2 separate regions of the Homo sapiens genome follow, and region 1 is linked to region 2. Evidence: read pairs that join two places in POLR2A ChIA-PET (ENCODE). Cell type or tissue: Panc1. All regions are shown on one strand. Each heading gives the region's core, and the rest is flanking DNA. Links, peaks and the distances in the headings are about the cores only. Region 1 overlaps NKAIN2 (sodium/potassium transporting ATPase interacting 2). Region 2 overlaps NKAIN2 (sodium/potassium transporting ATPase interacting 2).

What was found. ChIA-PET counts read pairs that join two places held together with the same protein. Peaks named below come from ENCODE experiments on the same cell type or tissue, not always from the same donor. Only the 100,000 strongest peaks of a DNase experiment are listed, where the experiment ranks them.
Region 1: POLR2A ChIA-PET joins it to region 2 with 10 read pairs; 2 of 35 experiments call an interaction of 5 or more read pairs at or near these places.

What each region holds. Positions count from the first base shown.
Region 1 is chr6:124,695,442-124,706,358 of GRCh38, reverse strand. The region is part of intron 4 of NKAIN2 (sodium/potassium transporting ATPase interacting 2); the gene reads right to left. Among named protein-coding and RNA genes, the nearest start is that of RNF217, 260 kb to the left of the region's middle. In Panc1, for the core only: no CTCF peak of the experiment used is centred there; no DNase peak of the experiment used is centred there; H3K27ac peaks cover 1,313 bases.
Region 2 is chr6:124,602,835-124,613,751 of GRCh38, reverse strand. The region is part of intron 3 of NKAIN2 (sodium/potassium transporting ATPase interacting 2); the gene reads right to left. Among named protein-coding and RNA genes, the nearest start is that of RNF217, 350 kb to the left of the region's middle. In Panc1, for the core only: no CTCF peak of the experiment used is centred there; no DNase peak of the experiment used is centred there.

The sequences.
Region 1 (10,917 bases), core at 1,641-9,640, 92 kb before region 2:
TAGAACTTTCTCATTTATTAGGAGTAATCTTGGCTAAGGACCTGCCTAAGGCTCATTTCTTCATCTGTAAGATAGAGATAATAATATTACCTAGGCCTCATAGGCTTGTTGTAATAATAAAGTGAAGTAAAGACTCATAAGATGTTTAGACATTTGTTGAGTATTATTATTATTAATTATCATTCAATTCAATTAAAACAAGTGGATATCCTCCTAGGTACTAGGTACTGGAACAGACCAATGGAAAAACCAAATGTGGTTCTTGTTTTCGGGAACTTAACGCTCCAGAGATCCTACAATCATTATCATTGTGATCATCAAGGTCGCCATAGTCATGATAACCTTCTCTTTGTTGTCATCATTATCAATCTCTCAAAAAACATAATGGTCACCAACAGTATGTGTGGAGGATTTGTGGGTCCCTCAATTTGGTGAAGTCTACATTCTCTCTAGGCTTTCCTCTGCTGCTTCAGAGCTCTTCATGCTACTTCTTTGACTGTCTGTTTTAAAATAACATATGCTTAATTGAGTTATTTCCATAAACTCTTTTCTAACCCGTACTATTTTGAGCCTTAGTGACTGCTCTCTGCATTAGGTGCTCAAAATTCAGGGTTTAACAGTATGTCTTATGATTTTACTGTGACTCTACAAAAAAACTCGTTCCCTTCAGAAAGCTTGTTTTTATAGATTTTGAAAATCAGGACATAATTTGCCTGTTTCTAGTCTCCCAATGACTCCATCTTCATAATTCCCCAAATGCTACTGATAACATCTCAACCATCTTATTCACAAACTTTTTAAATACCCTGGGATGCAATTTTTACCAAACAGGAGACTTGTACCCATGGCAGGCACTCTTCTTTTCTCCACTTAGGGTTCAATTCTTTCTTACAATGTTCACTATCCCCACATCAGTCTGTGACAGACAACAACAAGAAAGCAGCTGGGAATTTCTGCATTTTCTGTGTCATGTGGTATCATTTTATAAGCCATCTAACAGCAGATTATTCCTCTCTTATTTTTATCTTGTTCTGAACATACTAAAAAGTCATTTTTATTATTCTGTTTATTTTTCACAGGCCTCAGCTTGCACTGCTTAATAATAACTAAAGGACTCCCAATCTTTTATATGTATTCCTTTTCATTAAGAGCTTATAGAAAACTCTGTGCATCCAGATTCATTTATCTACTTAGTTATTCCTTCCTAGTACTATTTATCACATTTGTCTTTGTGTGATCATGATCTTGTTCTTGGAAGCATCTAGTTTCTTTCCAAGCCATATTCCTTTTAAGAGCTTTTGGCCATTGGATGACATCTATCTTTTAGCAGAAACTTTTTTTAAAGAAAAGAGGGTAGATTTGTAATTAAATAAATTATTTCTTCCTATGGTCATTATAAGTATTAAATAAATATATTCACAGAAAGTTTCCATTTTTCCATTTTATTGTTAATTGGTTTTTCTTGGGTGGTAAAAATTAAATGCAGATAGCACTCCCTCTGTTGTTTCCATTTCCTGCTGAGAGGTAAAATCACCAGGAAGTTAAGTAGAGAGTGTATTAGACGCTCTGGTTCTATCAGGATATAAATCATAGTAGATTTTCAGATAATGAAAGTCTCTCAGAATTAAGGTATATTGCCTTTAATTGGTGTTAGGATAATGCAAACATCCAACCAGGAGGGTGTATCATATGCACGTCTCTCTCTCTCTCTCTCTGTCTCTTTCTCACTCCTCTCTCTCTCACTTTTTGTTTCCAGTCAAACATTGTCTATTATTTTCTCCCAGTAGGGTTATGGTTTTTCCTTATAGGTATGTATTTGTGACATATGCTCTTCTCCAACATGTTTTTTTATTATTATTATTTGGAACAAGTTAGCCTTCCACTGCTATTCAGAATTCATCAGCCATCTTGGTCTGTCTTGGGTATAAGTACCTGTGGGATTTTAATTGTAACCCTGTACTTAAATTTCAACTTACATTGTTTATTTAGTTGCTGTGAATTTGAGTATAGAAATTATAACATTTGTGACCAATGCTCTGTATTTCTTCTTTCTATAGTCTTTTGTGATTTTTTTTTCTAGGAAGCTCTAAACAGAGTGTCTGCTACATGGTATTGTTTCAAGAAATGTTTAATGAATATATTAATTTTTATTCTTCAATCTATGACACATTTCAAATTGGTTTTACCTCAGTGCATTTTTTCTCTCAATCAATGTGTTAGTGAGCCTCTTCTTATAAATAGTTCTTTTGTCATTGTGACTTGCCTTTTGGGCCTTTCTCATGATCTACACCAACGTTTTTCCAGAACTCCCATTTTGGTATACATGCAATTATGATTCTGGAAAACAAATACTACTCTTCGGTACCATAAATTTAGTTAGTTCTTTATTTCTATTTTTATTTTTTTTTCTAGAGACATACATTTCAGATGGCAGATATACATGAAAAAGCCTTTTTATGTCCTATATGACATTGAATTTACTAAACATATATTCCAGATCTCTGCTGGCATATTCCAGATTCACCCACAAACTGGCACAAATCCCTATCTGTTGGTAAATTTTATATTTCTTGGCAGATGCTCAATTATGTCTCACACTTGTATTCTGAGAAGATTGTTTATTTCCTAACAGATATGTCAGAGCCAGCACGGAGTCACTTCTTTACTTCTTAGCAAAAGGCATCAACCTTTATGACTAGGCTTGTGCTCGTGGGACTGATAAGTGTTTTCCACACACTTGTCAGAGCTTCCAGTGTTTAGTCTGTACAATCTTCTGGGTATCTTTTTTTCCTTCTCTTGTTCTCTTGTCTACAGTACCACAGACTAAAAAGTACAGTTGAATGCATGGATTAATGTAATTATTGAAACATTATATGAAAATCAAGAAATGTGTGAATTAAATAGCCAAACTAAATATCAGAATTTTGTGCTATATACAATCATCATAGGCACCTTCCAAAGTTGCCCAAGTAAGGAAACAATGCTAAGCGGTAATCAGTACTCATGATTTAAAGTTTATGTTGATTCTCTAAGGTCTGGAAGAAAATTTCTCATGTAGGTCTTTGTTTTTTTGTTGTTTTTTTTTCCTTTAGTCTTTCCCACTTTGGAGGACATATCATACCTACTTTTGAAAATTCCCAGAGTAAATCCAGTCAGAGGTAGTCTTGAAGGATCATTGGTTTGTTCCAGATTGTAGTTTTTGTCTTTTGGTGACAATACATTTGTAAAAGGTTTATGACTTTGCTGACAAAGTACTGGATGAATCTGAATTTAAATATACCCAGTAGAATGATGGAAACAAGTAGTAATGCCCTTTTTTTGCATGCAACTTTTACTCTATCCAGCACATGAGCTCAAGATGACTTTTAAGCCCACAGAGTTTACTTTTAATTTGTTTTCAAATAAAAATGTTATCATGTGAATAAAGCAGTGAGCCAAATTTAACTTTATGAAACCATATATTTAAGGAATATATTCCATTTGGAAAATTACCCACATAGCATTGAAATAATGTCGCTGTAGTTTCAATGCTATGTTTGCATTTTTAATGACTAAAAAAGCTCTGATTGCCTTTAGGGCGTGGAATTGTAATGACCGATGTCAGGGCATTTGTGCTGGCAGTTGGGCTTTCAAAATTTTACATTCTGTGGCTCTCAGAAGGCTAATAAGCATTGATGATTTAATGGAGAAAGAACAATACTAGCATCAAGGTGGGGAAATGGGGAGTGTGATGAGTATGGAAGTGGGAAACAAGCATCATGAGACTATTTCTTTTCTCCCCCTCCTCTACGTTTTCTTGGCCACAAATTGACTTCTTCTGACACTTTACTTAAACACTGTAATGTATCTAAAAAAGCCCCATTAAGAAAGAAAATGAAAACCGTGTTGGCAAGAATTTGCTGGCTGTTCATCTCAGCCAGATATGGAATTCATGGAGACAATTCACAATGCTTACTCATCATTCAAGTCAATATAAATATCTTTTTGCTCTTTGTCCTTATATTTAACTGTAAATATATCACACTCAAAAAAGTTTTGGATTTATGATTTACAAGGTTTCATATTTATGATTTATAAGGTTGGCATTTTCATGAAATTCAAAATATGATCTATTTATCCACACAAAAAAATGAATATCAAATATTCAAAAAGGATTCTAATGGAGTTGGAATGCTTCCCATGCCTGGTTTTGATATTTTGTCATTTTTATCATGCATATTTGATAGGCAAATATATATATAGCAGTATTTGAAATTGTTGTATCTGTCAGTTCAATGTAACCCAACTTCAAACTATTCTTCCATGAGGAATGTTTTGAACATACCAATAGTTCAAACTGTAGCCATGTCCAAAGTCTTTGAATCTGCATAGTTCTCCTTTATGGGCTCACTGTAGTTCCAGAGGTTAGCACAAATGCCCAGCCCAACCTGGGATGGAGGGACAGGACTAATCTTACTCTCAAAATATCCTAAAAATTTGTGATGTCTTTATTAAAACATGTTCTATTAGGCCATGCAATAATCTTGATAAATAAAAAAATGAAGTGATTGATCCTTATGGCAAAACTGGTTCTGACCAAAAGTAGTTCCAAAAAATTTCTAGGTTCTTAATGTAAAAAATACTAAGACTCAAACTTTGATAATGACACAAAGAAGAGAAACACATGTAAATGTATGTACGCTCCTGTTGATTAGAAAAATAAAATTTTCTTTATATCTATTGTCATGCTTCTTTTTCTCCTGAGAAACAATTATTATATCAGTGTTATAGGTAATAGATCCCAGTTAACTCACTTTATCACTTACTTCTCTGCTTCCTTTAATTAGTTGTTTTCAGTTTATTATTTATTGTGCCAGTTTGTATTGTTTAATTTTTATAAAGCTATATCAACTTTTTAGTTGACAGAGAACAAATCGCAAAAATACATACTTAATACTCTTCTGAGTATATTTTTCAACATTATGTATAAAACTCATATGGACAGATGTTTAAGTTGAGCAGCTCAAACAAAGAAAGTCACCATTAATTAATTGTCCTTAAGAAAGACTTTGAAAGATCACACAATTTAACATCCTTTCTTATAGTATTACAACAGAAATAATCAAGAGAAGGTAAAACATTATAAAAAAAGAAATGAAATTCCAAAGTTTTAGCTCAGTTTTTTATATGTATGTCATCCGGTGTGTGTGTGTGTGTGTGTGTGTGCGTGTGTGTGTGTGTATCTCTCTCCTTAGTTTTATCAACTAGAATTTTTATGCCAAAAATTCTAGATGATCACAGTGTATGAATAAATAAAATATTTTATAATAAGCTTAGTTTTGGAAGTGTTACAGAACTTAGTCTCCAAAATTTCAGAATTCTAGGGCATTATTTTAAAATGTTCTAATTACAATATTTATATGTGTGTGTATTTTCTATATTCACGCATACATAGAAATTGTCTCTTTCATGATGAGAGAGTGTGTGTGTGTGTGTGTGTGTGTGTGTCAGGAAAGAGACAATTTCTATATGAAGAGCCTAGTAGATTCCTTTTTATTGGAATTTAAGGAAAGCACCCTAATCTGTTATCTGAGGTTGGAAAATGAGCTTCTGTATTAGGGCACTCAATTTTTTTAGGTGTATTTTTCTCTCTAGGTTCATGTCAGAAATTTTATGTTCCTCTTGCTCTAAATGCTTATAAGTTAAGTTAGCCTCTAGGTTAAAATCAGTGAGCTGGCTAGTAACTGTTTTGGGGGCACAACTTCCTGTCTTTGGTCAGTTATAGCTTCTATCATTTATCTTTAATTATTAGTTCATTTTTGAAGAAAGCTGGCAGAAATAAAATACTGTTACCCATTTGCAAACTGAGGTTTGTAATCTGACATTTACAAGGGACTGAACTGTGTTTTGGACATAAAGTCTTCTAACTGTGACTATAATAAACTTCTCAGTTGTTATGAACCTCTTGCTTTGGCAAAAAGTTGCTGATGTAACTCAACACTTTGAGTTTTCATTAATGAGATTCTGAGCGAACAGAAGTAATACTAATCAATTCAGAGGGAAGTGTATTTTTAAATGTTCTTTCCCACATCTTGGTGAGATCCTATTAAAATATTTAATGCATGAGTTATTTTCCCTTGTGACTTCTAAGATTTTGCCTGATTTTTCATCTAACTCCCATAATATTCATGTGTAGAACAATAATTAGAGTCACTCACTTAAGCAGGTTGTTCTGAATATTAGTAATGAGGTGTGTTGGAAGTCATCAAAATGTGAAATTAAAAATATATCGATAAATCATCTTTATAAATACACACTTCTTTATGTATTTTTTCTGAGCAGAGAATTCTGCTGGATTCTAAATCTTACTTAACTGAAAGAAAGAAAAAGAAAAGGAAATGTAATTGTTCCCCCATTTGTTTGTTGACAAAAATAATGATTTCTCCCATTCCATATGCTCTTCTCAATGTGATCTTGCCACCCTTCCCATCAGAATGTAGAGTCTAATTTCCCATTACATGAATCTGTGACTTCCAAGGTGTATTAGTCCGTTTTTGCATTGCTATAAAGAAATACCTGAAACTGGGTAATTTATAAAGAAAATAGGTTTAATTGGCTCACGACTCTGCAGGCTGTACAGGAAGCATGATGCTGGCATCTTCTCTGCTTCTGGGGAGACCTCAGGAAACTTGTAATCATGTTGGAAGGCAAAGGGAAGCAGGCATGTCTTACATGGCTGGAGCAGCAGCAAGAGAGTGGGGAAGGTGCTCCACACTTTTAAAAAACCAGATGTCATGAGAACTCTCTATTACAAGAACAGCACCAAGGGAATGGCACTAAACCATTTATGAGAAACTGCCTCTGTAATCCAATCACCTCCCACCAGGCCCCACCTCCAACACTGGGGATTACAATTTGACGTGAGATTTGGTCAGGGACAGAGATCAAAACCGTATAACAAGGCTGGTTCATAAAGGCCTTGCAGCCTCCTCTTGGGTCACTAGGAAGGCACTTTCCTGGGTTGCCGTCCCCCTCCAAACTGAGCTGCCATGCTATGAGAAGCTGAAGTATATGGCAGGGCCATCAGGAGGCACTCTGGTTCACATTCCAGCTAAGCTTCAACAATGGCTAGCATCAACTGTGAGCCACCTTGAATGCTCAGTCCACATGACTTCCCCTCAGGCCCAGACATCATGTGACTGAGTTCCTCAAGCCAGAACCACATAGCCAAACTTGGTTAACCTACAGAACTCTGAGAGGTAATTACTAAATTATTGCTTTAAGCCACTAAGCTTTGGGGTGGATCTACAACTACAACTAACTAGATTGCAATCTCATTTTATAGACAGGGAAGCTGAAGGACCAAAAGGTTAAATAATTTGCCAAAAGCCCTACAGTTAATGAGTGGAATTGCTAGGCCTGGATCACAAGTAATTTAACTCTCAACCTTTACCCTGCACTAACCTCTACACCCCTCTAGAAAACATTCTGTGTTATTACTGGCAGTGACAAAACTATGGGATGCATAAATGAATATGATGACCTTCTGTGGAAATTCTCTTGTTCCTAAATAACTTCCCCCTACGTTTTGTAAATTGACGTTGACTTTTTCCCACTGAAACTTTGGAGTTGGACAGGAAAATTAAAATGGCAAATCTGATATAGCTTTGAAAAACACAATACATAAATTACAATCACATTAAGATGATTATGGCATAGGAATGACAGTCAAAGGTAATGAGAAAAGGACTTCTTTTCTAGAGAGCAAAGTAATTATCCTGCAAGATTGTAAGTCGGTTGTAAATCTAAGATACACTGCCTGCCTACTTATGCAAAACTGGTGTTGCTATGTCATTGTTATGTTACTTAATGATACCAATTATTTAAAAATTAAGCACAGGGTACTTCATGACATGGTATTTATTATATCCAAGTGGAGCTGATTTCAAATTTTCTTCAGGGTAACACAGACTTTCACTACTCCTTCCCAAGCCTTTCATATTTTCCCTGGAGCTGCACATTTTTTTATGCTAACACTTTTAGTGGAGATTTCTAACATAAAAAATTAAAAAGGTCAATTTTATGATGAAGCACAGTAGCTTAGATATTTTAAATGGCACCCTAGACTCAAGAAGCTAATTGCTTTTTCATAGCACAACCCTCTGAAGTGCCCACACTGCAAACTGGCTTAGATAAAAACCAGGATGCATCTTTCTCTTCTGTTTCAAGGTCCACTGGGACTTCCTGAGACAAGTGATGCTATAAAGAAAAATAGAAATCACCTGGAGCCTGGGAAAATAATAATGAAGTAAGACTACAATTATGCCAGTCTGAATCCATCTGTCTCTGTGTATTTGCTCCATGTTTCATCACCTGTTCAGTCACAGGTGTACTTGTAATGAAGTCAGGGATCGTACAACCCCATCAAACTAAGACTTCTGAATGTAAGATACACACCATCCTTGCTGACTCATTTAGACAGACCAGCCACCAAGATGGATTTCAAGTCTATGTGGTGCCAGTGTGTAAGATATAGGAGTTTTAGCGGCAGGACTAAATGAAACCCTGAATTCTTCTTAGAGAATATATTCTAGTACATACATCTTTTGCTGATCCCTGTTAGTATACAATAGAAATATTACCTAATGTTTGCTTTATAGGAATAATAAAATGTAGCATTTGAAACAGAAACAATATAGACTGGAAAAGTTAGCTGAAGTGCTGCAAGTAAAAAACAAATGCCTATTAACCTACACTTATTTTGCAGGCTGAAATCCTGCATCAGTTTCTGCTGGACTTTATAAAAGCATAGCTTATACAGAGTAAATATTAAATTGTCATAATGTTTATCATTTAGGAGAGCTCTAGTGTGATAAAGACACAGAAGTGTACTCATAACTGCGATATGAAAAAATAATAGATGTTTTATATGAAGAAACAAATTGTGATGAAAATCTTAGAATATAAGTTAGGTATTACATGGTTAATGAGCCACTAGATTAAAAAATCTGTTGAGTAACCAAGGATTAAGCCAGAAACACCATCATCTAATTAATTTAATTGTGTTTTTCAACACAAGACATCTTTTCCTTCTTCTTCTGATTCCTACATCTCACCTCACCACTACTGTTGTCATATTCATTACCTTTACATTGTGAAAATCTAGTTGATTTGTTTTGGGAATTTTAAGACCTAGGGATTCTGCAGATGCCCAGGTTATGTGTTCTGACTCTTAGACCCTTAATGATTATACTGCACTTTAATTTTTAAAAACTTTTCAAGATTTAAAGAAAACCCTGGGGAAAAACGATTAATATTATGATTTTTATTTTATAATGGAGGTAACAAAAGCTATGCGCAAATAACTCATTGAAGGTCATGCAGGGAGTCAATAGAAAAAAATCCATCTTTTAGTTTTCTTTGCTACTGAGGCACTTACTAAATCGCAAGTGACCTTGTTTGGAACCCCTATTCATGCAAGTGTCAAACAAATTACAGTAGCCTAAATAAGTACTGATTGTTTCAACTGTGGAACAAGTTCCCTAAATTCTGTTATTTCAATCTTCTTGACCTATACAGCTACTTATTTTCCTGCAAAAAAAAAAAAAAAATAGATCCTTTTACTTTTTTGTAAATTTATACAATCAAGCGCAGAAAACAACATATCAATTGGGTTTGATTCTCAAGAAGACACCTAAACATGCTTGAGGTTTCAGCAATTTAACTTGTCAGGGTGACACAGATAGCTAAGTATTTGCTTCTGTTATGAGGGATTTATGTGTTTTCCCATGATGATAGCACAAGAAAGACCAGCTATGAGGCAATATCAGGCTTATAAGAGGAACATCCATTTTTTGTCCGGTAGACAGCAAATCTGGAGGCCTATTTTCAATCCCGCAGGTCTCAGGGCATGGGAGGTGGCTTGCGGCAGGGAGAAAACTCTGAAGCAAAACCAGTTTGTATGTGGCCCTTTTGGGGCTCGGAAAATGATGCCCCAAAATATGGCACTTAGGCATACTGAGTACTTTTAATGAAAGGAAATTGGAAAACCTCAGAAGCAGCCTCAGAAGCAAACTCTCTCTCTGAGCTTCTCCTTTCCTCCTGTCTCCCACTTCACATTCGCATGCAAAGTGATTCATACAAACCAGAATTCATCTTCTCCAAGGTAGGTCATGGAAGCTAGAACCCCTCTCCTCCAAAGCAAGCAATCAAATCTAGAAAGATCACTCTTTACCTTCTCCCTGAAGACTCTCACAGAGGTCCTTCCTCCTACCTGAGAGGATGAAATGCTACACAGAGAGACCAAGAAGAATCTGAACAGACAGATGAGTTTGCCCTCTCAGTCTATTGCCATTAGATCCCACCATTATGTCCAATCACATGTCTACAAGGCTGTCCATTCTTCAAGGAACCTAAGCACAAAAGCAGTTTCCCCTGCATCTTTGGGTCTTCATTTTGAATGCCATCATGCTACATAAAATTTTGCTTAAATAAATTTGTTATGCCTTTCTCTTGTTAACCAGTCTTTACTTAGAGGAGTGTTGGCCATGGCCCTTATGATGGGTGAGAAAAGATAGCACATCTTTCTGTTCCTGCAGCCCTCCTTCCTATATGAACCTATGTGTTCTTTGAACCCTCCTACTTTAGCCGAGTTTGCATTCCATTTCCTTTTTCACTTAAGGTAATAGGAAAATGAAATATTTTTTAATGCAACATAGTCCTCTGAAAATAAATGTCCTTTCAAGTCACAAAGCAGATTTCTTCATATCTGCCAGAACTCTCGTTTTAAAATAGACATGGCTTAAAATTTGGTTACTCAGGCTACTGTTATCAATATAAGACCATTGCATTATGTGAATGCACAGAACAATATTTAACCTTCATAAAGCTCTCAGAATCAAATCAATAAGTGGAGTTCAAGGAAAATTCTTGCAAGAG
Region 2 (10,917 bases), core at 1,119-9,118:
AGGTTGAGGAATAGAGTGTCATGTAAGGAAAGGTTAGCTTGATGAAGGTAAGAACTCACTAGGTAGCGCTTTTATTAACTGCCCCATCTGTAAATTTGACCCTCTGCTTTGAAGGACCAGACATTTCTTGGCATCCATGGCTTTTTCCTGCCCTAAGTGCTGATTTATGTTCTAAATGGCATATGAGACTAGGGCATGTATTTATTAATTTACCATAAGAAACAATATCTAGATTAGAATAGTCACACTGGCACAATCTCTTCCCTGTGATCCAGCACATGGGAAGCCAAATCATAATCAGAAACCCATATTGATTCTCCACAAAAAATCACTGCTTTAGGAACAGGAGATATTTATTCAAAGTGGATATCCTCAGTGTACTTTCTCTCAGTAGGAAGACATGCATGAAAGGCTAGATTATGGTCGGAAGGTAGCTTGGTGAGCAGGAAGTCAGAACAAGGGGAGTTGAATGAATGGACTGTCTAATAGCATCAGGGTAAGATAACCTGATGTATTCAGCTCACAGTGGTCTTGCTATTGATATGGAAATACCTAAATCACTCAGCCTCACTTCCCATTGGACTCTGCTTGCAAGAGCTCTGCTATCATTTGTGCACAAACTCTTCTTTTTCTATTCTTCCAAGGCTGATTAATTCCACTACTGTTCAACACGTTCATGCTTTGGGTATATTGAAACATTCAAAAAGTGACATTCTAGTCCTGCTGGCATGAGAGTCACTTGCTCTCTTTTAGTTGACTTTGTATTTCTTGGCTCTTGAGCATGTCAGTTTAACAGTGTAATTCCCAAAAGACTATCTTATTTCCCTTATTTTCAGAGTTGGTGTTCCCCAATGTCAGATGTTCCTCCAAACTCTCTCATGCAAATAATAGATAATAACCACATCAGTAATCATCATATATCATATAAGGATACATAGTTGGAAATGATTTGAAACTATTTGCTCTTTAAGATTTCTACTTAGTTTTGGGTATTGTGATTATATCTTTCCTAGGATTCTTATTTCTAAGTTTTAATCTATATATTCATAAAGCTTAGAAGTGACCTTAGGGATCATTTGATTCAATAGTTTCATTTTATAGGCAAAGAAAGTGCTGCTCCAGAGATTTTTGAGCCATACAATATGTAAGTTGTACATTGTGGAAACTGAAGTTGGGGTTCACTGACTTTCAGCCTCCCCTATTTTCTGCCACCTTACAGGTATAAGACTTCAAGAATTAGATCTCCACATAGAGTTCCCCTGTATTCTTCAGGCTAGTAACTCCATCTTTGAATATTTCTCTTTTTTAAATACTTCTACCATAGTGCAATGCATATAAAAAATTAATGCAAGCTAGCCTATATTACTATTAGTTATATGAGTTTAATTTATGTAAGATAAATTGGTGCTGTATCACAAATAATAAAAAAGGAGGCTTTATGTTTTTATTAATGCAAAGCAACTGTTTTTGCTTTTTTTCCCCCTAGCAGTTTTTATTTTTTTTTCCCCCTAGCAGTTTTCACATAAAAACTCTGTTCCTGTATTTAAGATTTTTTTCTATTCCAAAAACATAGAGTGATTCAAATAAAAACTCAGCATATATTATATAATATTATATAATCAGCCCAAAATACCTATATAGTCTGGGGAGGGGTTGGATATTTATTTAAAAACATAAATGATATAATCTTAGTATATGAGAATGAGTGGTAATTCTAAGTAAGAGGGCTTAAAAAAAACTGGAAATACCTACCGTTTGTTTATTCAGCTGCAAATGAGATTGAAATTCAGTGATGTCTACACATATTGTAGAATATAAAGCTGATAAAAAAAATTGTCTTCTAAATGGTGCTGACAACAAAGTGCTCAAAATTCTCCCCAGCTTGAGTCCTAGTGGCAGGTCTGGTCTAGCCGACATGTATACCTCAAGGCGGAGTCACACTTAAGCGATCTTAGCAAAGACTCCTTATATTATAAACATCTAGGGGATCATCTAATATCTTCTAGTAAACACTTACCTCTTTTCTTACACAAACACACACACACAGTAACAACTATTTTATTCTAATCCACCAAATCTGTCTATAATTTAAAGTGGTGTTTACCACAGGAACAGAAAACCAAACACTGCATGTTTTCACTCATAAGTGGGAGTTGAGCAACGAGAACACATGGACAGAGGGAGGGGAACATTACACACCAGGGCCTGTCGGGAGGTGGGGGCAAGCGAAGGGAGAGCATTAGGACAAATACTTAATGCATGCAGGGCTTAAAACTTAGATGATGGGTTGACAGGTACAGCAAACCACCATGGCACATGTATACCTATGTAACAAACCTGCACATTCTACACACGTATCCCAGAACTTAAAGTAATATAAACAAACAAACAAACAAACAAAATAAAATGGCGTTTACCTTTTATTTTGTTTTAATAACATTTATTTTCTTAATCTCTTTCTTCTCCAAAGTAAATAATTCCCACACCTTTAATTTATGTCTTAAGCTAAATTTCTAGCCCTTTAACCCTGATGCTTTAACATCACTAAAGAAGATGACTACACTAATACCAGTAATAAAATACTAAGAAAAAATTATTTTAAAAGAAGTAGAGTTTGGATAATATTTAAATGAGCTATTTCCAGTTAAAAAAGTCAGAGGAAAACTGCTTGATTAATGTTTTCTGCACACACAAAAAAGTGTTCTCTAAATTTTTCTAAGTGGCCTTTAATTTAATGCAAATTAAGAGTGTTTTAGATTGAAGTCAAGCATTCAGTAGCGGTAAGGAAATTCTATCCCTTATACTTACTAGAATAGGATAATGATGATGCATAAGGTTACAATAGAACTTGTTCTGAGTCAGATTTTTTGAATTATAAATAATATATTGGTGGTCAAGTACATTTCTTTAAAAAAAAGTCATAAAATACACTGCATCAGAAGTGCCACTTAAAATTTTATTCATTTTAAAATTTCTAATCTGTGGTCAAATTTACTGATCTCACAGGTGTGAAGTAGGAAAAGTTGTTATCTGCTTCCTCTTCTAACATGAATCCAGATGGGGCAAGATTGCATTTGAGACATAAGGACATAATGACACTCTTGTACTCCAGAAAACTAGTGTCAAACCCAGAAATATGAAGCGTGTCTAGCAAAGTGTATGATAATTCTGTATTTAAAATTGAGAGAGTCAGGCTTTACTAATGTAAGCAGAGAGAAGTGGTAGCATAAATTAATATATTAACCAGCATAGACAGTATCACTCTGAAAAAGATATTAGTTCTCCCTTTGCTATGACAAATATTAAGTCAAAAGCACAAAAATACAGTACTTTTTCCAATGCATATTTAATCCAGATACAAGTCATGAAATAGTACTAGGATAAACTCCCATGCACATCCTTATTCATTCAGGAAATTGACATATTTTGACTGACGGTTATGTGTTAAGTACTGGGATAAGTTCTAGATAATACCATATAATCAAAATAATGTGATCTTGTTTGTGCCCCTGAGTAGCCTACAGCTTAGATGTATATGTAAGTAGATACAATATTACATATCCTATCAATCAATAATTATAATACATTGTCATAAGCATTTGTGAATAAAAGTCAAATGTAGCAGAATGTTTTACAGAGTAGGTGCTTGAAGGTGCCATGACACTTCTTTAGCCTCCAGCTCAGGTATGACTTCACAGAGGAGGAGGTCGTGAGTGATAATAAAATAATTAACACTACACTGTGTTTACTATATAGTTACAACTCTCCAATGAACTGTATATTTACTAATTCATTTAAACATCAAACCTCGTTTTTAAGGTAGATTACTATTATTGTCTCTATTGCAAAGACAAAGGAAAGGAGACACAAGCTTACACAGCTAGAAAAGAGATGACAATAGAGAGCAAATTCAGGCAGTCTGGCCCCGGCGTCGTAGCTCTCTATCACTACCCCACTCTGTCTATTTACGGTACCTTTTGGAGATGAATTTTGAAAGAAAAAGAACAGAATTTCCAGGTAGATGTGAAGTCTGTGAGTTCAAAAGTGGCATGTTGCGTTCATGTAAAAGTGAAAAAAAAATGTGTGGGGCTTCCGGAGGGGGGCAAGCTAGTGGGAGAGGCAGGGGAGGAGGTGAGAGGCAGGTGGAGGACAGAGTGGGAGACACATCGATCAGACACATGTTCATCATCTTCACTCGTTACTCTCATCCCCCATGCCGAGTTTTTCTGATACTTTTTTAAATTTCCCATATATCGTGACATCTAGGGTGCGTAAAATGGAACAAGATTTATAAATATTCTAGTATACATTTTCTAACATTTGGAGATGCTACACTTCATCCCGAATTCTTTCAAACCATCCTATCAAACAATTCCAGGGTGAGTGATGAAAAAATAAAGTAAAACTGACTTTAGCCTCAAGCTTTATAATGATTGCTTTGGCTGTCTTTCTTTCCTTTTCTTTTGAAATTTTACTTTTCAAATAAGGCTGTAAGAGGATTTTAACCTCCTCTTGGGGCTGTGAGAAAGAGTATCATTTTTCACCAAATCATTTACATTGAGGGGAAATATTGGTCAGGTAACTAGGAGCATTGTTTGCATTCCAGACAACAACTGAAATTAAAGGTGGCATTCTGGTTTCTTGCCTCACCTGTTACATCTCCTCCCTGAACAATTCCTATGTTCATGGACACTGAGGTTTCCAAGCTCTTAAGCCACAAATACTCCCACAGAGTCTCACCAAACAAACCGCAACAAATAAGAGACAGCTGATTTTCAGCCATTATGTGTATACACCGCAGATTGACAAACCTTCATGGATACATATATTGCCTACCTCGAATGTCATTAACACTACCACCCTGTAGCCAAGTGACATTGAGGTGGAGAATTATAGTCCACAGGCATCTGCCTGTGGTCAACAGAGCTGCCTAATTAACATCTTGACCTTCTTGGTCAGCTTTTCTGTTGCCCCGAGTGAGGTCGAAAATTGTGAGCTCCAGGGATGTGACCCACAGAAATATTTTATTTGTCAGGTGCAGTGTTTAAAAAAATACTTCCAATCGTTTGCCAGCATTATAAAATCAGAAGTTTCCACATCAATATTTGAGTTTCTAGCTTCTTAAAACTTGGAAGATTTGACAAGATAGAGATTTGGCTCATGTTCTGCAGGAAATTATTGGATTTGAGTGGCCACAGCACTGCTGTAGGGAGGGCACACTCCCTTCACTTCACCAGTGTCCCACCTCATGACCATGTAGCCTGATCTAGCAGATATTTGAATTATTGTCCTTTGTTGCTTTTGAGGCTTTAGATAGTTATACCTCCCTCCCTCCAAATATATTGCCATTTACTACCTCTATCTTGTTGAAGGGGATGATAAGGAAGACAATTCAGTTCAATTTATGAAACACTTATGGAGTGCCCGGTCTGCATTGATAACATGGAAAGTGCTGGAGGCAGAGGGAGTCACCATGAGTAAAAAGTATTCTTTACCCTAAAAGAGCATACAGATTAATGGTAGAAGAAAAACAAACAACATGGGTAAGAGACAATGGTAAAGCCAAAAAGTTTGGTTCATTTGGTATGAAAACATGGATGTCATCACTGCTAGTTCTTTTTGGCTTCGGTTTGTGAGCAAGATATATGTATCTATCAATAAATCTATCTTTGTACAGACACTTTTCAACTTATGATGGGGTTATAGCTCAATAAACCTATCATAAGTTGAAAGTATTTAAGTTGAAAATGCATTCGATATACCTAACATACCTAACATCATAGCTTAGCGTAGCCTACCTTAAACATGCTCAGAACACTTACATTCACCTACAGTTGGGCAAAATCATCTAACAAAAAGCCTATATTGTAATAAAGAAATGTCTTATATAATTTACGGAATACTATATTGAAAGTGAAAGATAGAATGGTTGTATGGGTATTCAAAGTACAGTTTCTACTGAATACATATCATTTTTGTACCATTGTAAAGGTAAAAAATCATAGGTTGAACCATTGTAAGTTGTGAACAGTTTATATATATGCATATATATTCATATATAAACACACACATATATATATGTTTGTGTGTGTGTATAACGAAGATGGATAAGTTTTGCAATACAGTAGGGGCAATGATAAGGTGAATATCATAGATATTGTTAAATAAGCAATAGGCCATTAGCTTGAGACTATCTCTATATTTTGAGTTTTGACACAATGAACTGCAACCTAACAGTAGGTAAACAAATTGAAATCTAATTTAGGAGTGAACAGCCCCAATAGCAGGCAAACAACTCATTGTATCATGCCCAAATAAGGCAGACACCTAGCTGTAGCCAATCAGATTACTTTCCTGCTTTGCTTCTATGTTTGGCCTGTTAAAGCTCACTGCTCACACTTCTGGGTGGAGCTCTCTGAACCTCTTCTGGTTCTGATGCTGCCCAATCCATGAAGAGTTTATTGCTCAAATAAACTCTCACTAAATTTAATTTGTCTAAAATATTTCTTTAAATAATATATAGTTAAATCACACTTTATTAGTATTTAAAATGAGCTTTGAAGTCTAGTGTCTTTACAGAGACTGATTAAATTATTCCAAAACCAGTATAAATTCTAAGTTTGACAATAGGTATTTATAGCATTCCAAGTTTATTTCTCCTTCTAGATTTCCTTGAATTTGTTTTCCAGCAACAACTCCATGTCCAACAAACTAAACTATCCACTCCATATTTTCAATTCTCTTCATTGCTGACAGTTCATCTTTACTCACATTGATGAATGACCTTACTGAGCCATCTGCTTAGAAAGTTATTAATCTCCTATTTATGTGAACCAACTGTTGTTCTGTTTAATTGTGGTCCTTTCTTGAAATTTAATTCAAAATTATAAACATGGATTCTAACCCCTTCTTTGGAAGGAGCAAGAATGGGCTGATGATGTGAACAGAGTGATCCAGATGACAAGTTCACTCATTTACTAAACCGATGCATCAGTATAGATGCTACTTAATGAAGATAGACTGTCATCCTGTTCTCTTTCCTTTTACTTTTCCTAATTGCAGTGATTTCATCAATAAAGTATTTTTAATGCATATATCATTTCTATTATTATTATTCTCCATTTATCACTTACATTAAATACTAGAAATTGTGAAATTGTAATTTTCTTCAATTAAAAATTATCTTTCATTTGGATATTTCTAATGGATGTACAATAAAAGAAGTTGCAGATAAATGTTGTGATGTTTTTAATACTTCAAAGCAAAACTCCTTTACCAATTGTATTTTAAAAATATATATACTATTAAAGACTATAGCACTGAGATATTACTAAATAAGTGCAATGAGCAGATAGAGGTGTGATTGTAAACTTATTCAACCATTCACTTCTACTCTTTCTCTCTGTAAAAAGACATTCTCCTTTGGGAAAAAAATGTGGTTGACATGAAATTTGAAAAAAGCAAAAAAAAGGAGAAGTCTCCTGAGAAAAGTCAGCCCTGGGATGCTATTTTTTTTTTCTCTGAGATCAAGATATTTCCAAGAAATAATAGAATATTTATGAATACAGAATTGTGAGAGGTGAGGAGAGGTACTATCACTTTGAGAGGATTTAAAATGAGGCCAAATTGAAATTTAAAATTCATATAAAGTGTAAGTGACAAAAAATGGCACCAACCTCAACTTCAGATCTTTACTTTTAAAGTCTTTCCTAAAGTCCAAACCCTTATCTTTCAAATGCCTTTATATCCCAAAGGAGTTAAACTGAGGAAAATATGTCAACTTTAAGAACATTGCACAGAAACAAAACCATTGGAGGCACAGGTGGCCTTGCGCTCTCTGCTATAGTAATTCCACTAAAAAGACTGTCCCCCTGCTCCCTAATATCTGTAAACTGAAGGGACAGATACAGTACAAACATTGTCAGCAAACACAGATATCTTTAAAGGAAATTATTTTGCATAATACAAAGTTTTGTCCTCCTTTTAGGTAGCCATGGCAGCCTGTCCTAAATTTATAAAATGAGAGTTCTTCAAGATCATCTACGATGGGAAATTCTGACATAAAATTACATTTTCTCATTATTTTATGTAGGAAAACTTGAAGTAAACATATACTGCGGAGATACCCCATAATATTCATCACAATAGAATTTGAAATTCTATGTATTCCATCTTCTGTTAATTTTGACATATTTTATTATACTGGCAACCAACATCGGTCTTTTCCCCTCTGACTTTTTCAGTTTGGAATTATGGAAAATGTGCTTAATTATATTCAATTTACCACTTCATTGTACATAGTCTCATATTGTTCTCTAATTGTGCTCCGAATCTTGTCTTCCACCAAGCTTGCATGCTACAGAGGAAGAAAATGTCATATACTTTGTATCTTTTATATTTGCTACACCGTTTGAAAATAGTGCCTATGCAAACAGTAAGGGCTCAATAAGCCCTTGTTAATCATGCCTCTTACAACTCTCTCTATACCACCAACCTTCTCACAGACCCAGCGAATAAAAGTAACAACAACCAGTACAGAAGTTTCCTGGCAATATTTCTAATTATTTGTTTCTACAAAACATTTTCTTTAATTTTCAGAGTCATAACACTGACAAAAGATTGAACTTAGTTGTTAAAAATATTGTTACAAAGCCACACAGAGCAGGGGTTAGTATTCTCATTTATATCATGAAAGGGTTTCTTTATGTGTTTGATTCAATCATGAGCTTAGTGTGACAAGTTTAGAGGAAGCCCGGGTTTTTCTTTTCCTCTGTTCATTTATTTGACAAATATTAATGGGTGTCTTTCCTGTACAAGACATTCTGCCAGGAGCTATTTGGGATGGAGCAATGAATCAGCAGAGATCTTGCCCTCAAGTCTTACGATGCTTTGTTGTAGGGAATAATGTCAAAGCCAGGTGGTAAGGCCACTGAGCCTAGAGCTTACAAATCTGTAACCAACAGATTTCCTACAGCATTACATGCAAAGAATAAAGTAACTGGGAGCGTGGATTTCATTGCTCCACTCAAATAGGTAAAATGCTAGAGAAGTACCTTTTAATTGAGGGAACGGATTTTGTATTGTCACTTTTCCATTTTCCATTTTATTAATTTTATTAAATATTAATATTTATTAAAAATACATTTTTTATTTTTTCTGGTGGAGATAATGAGGAAGAATTATCAAGCATAGAGAGAAAGATCTAATAAATTCATCTATTCTGATGAGGTGAGGAAGAAGACACAAAAAGAAGTAAAAGGAGAATAGAAAAGATGTGAGGGAGAGAGACAGAGACACTGGGAAAGAAATAATTTTTAAAACCCTGAAAATGCTTTAAGTCAACCCAAATATGTAGATAAAACATAAATTAGCAGATGTTTTTGACACCTATTAAAATAGCAAATAAGCTAAGGAAAGGGAGCAAATAAGGAAGGGAGCAGTTAGCAATTATATCACATTATTTTAGTATTCCTATTTAATTTAAATCAGTGGGTAAAATTTAAAATGTAGTGTGTATATGATTCACTTATGGATTTGGTTGAAATTTCGTGTTTGTAGGCCTTGTCCAGGAGTTTCTAACTCAGTGGGTATGTGTTAGAGGTTGACAATCACACAGTCATCCTCCGCTATGAGAGCTTCAAGAAACACTGCTTAATACTTTGCTCCTGTCTAGCCCTCCGGGAGAAAGCTATTAATATCTTCTTGATTCTCAAAGAAAACTGTGTCCTTTTATACTCTCAAAGCTATAATTGTGACATTGCTGTTCTCTGATGGCAGCAAAACCCAAATAGCTGAGACAGTCTTGAGAAGATGACAAAACCCCTTGAAGTTACAGTTTTGTGACATTTCATGTCCTGAGACCAACCTTGCTGAGAACTATCTTGGATTGACAGTTCTTTTCAGCTCAGGTAAAGGCAAATGACCATATTTATTTGGTCTAACGTGACTTCAATCTAGGGTGACTACACATCTGGGTTTTCCCGGGACAGTCTGGTTAGCCCTATTTCCCACTTTCTTGTCCCTTTAACTCTCAGTGTATCAGTTTGGGTAATAAATTATATGGTCACCCTATTTACATATAACAGAAGGCAAACTGAACTGCAAAAACTCTAATTTGTGGAGCAGCTCCATGAGGAATAGTAAATTCTGAGGCAGCTTAGTTAATCAAATGTTCTACTATTTTGTAACTTTAATCATTTTGAACTGACATATAGACAAAGAAAAAGAGTTAAATTAAGGAAGTAATTCCTTAATTTTAATTACATGGGCTCCTGATAGGTGAAGCAAGTAATTCTTGATTTATTTTTCCAAAGAGAACTGAAACTTGTTAACTAAATGTATATGATGAAAATAGAAATGCAGGAATTTAAGGAATACTATATTAGTATCAAAGCTGAATATCAACAAAACCATTTCAAATGACAGTAGAAATATGAGAATATATATACTTTGATGATTTTACTTTAAAAACAGACATGGCATGTTACCATACAGAATCATTTTCAGTAGCAGGGAACAGGGAAAATACTAGGATGCATGAAGTTATAAGATCTTGTGAATAAAAGCTGTATGGCTTTGGGCTACTCATTTTGTTTTTATGTTTTTTTCTCTTCTTCTGTATAATGGGGATAATATCTCCTAACAGCTTTGTTGTGCTAATTGAATTATGCAAGTGAAATAATGTAGCACATATTATAAATGCTCTATAAATTCTGGTTGCAAAGCATGAGGCTGTGTAATCTTCATGTGCTCTTATGACTGTGTTTTTTGTCATTAGGTGAGATCTTTTAATGAGATGTGATGGTATTTGGAGATTCTGTTTAGGTGGCCAGGTTTTAGATCAAATATCTTCAGCAGCAAACAATTATTGCAGATAAGGTCATGGTGGACATAGTGGGGATGCAAGGGGGTTTGTTC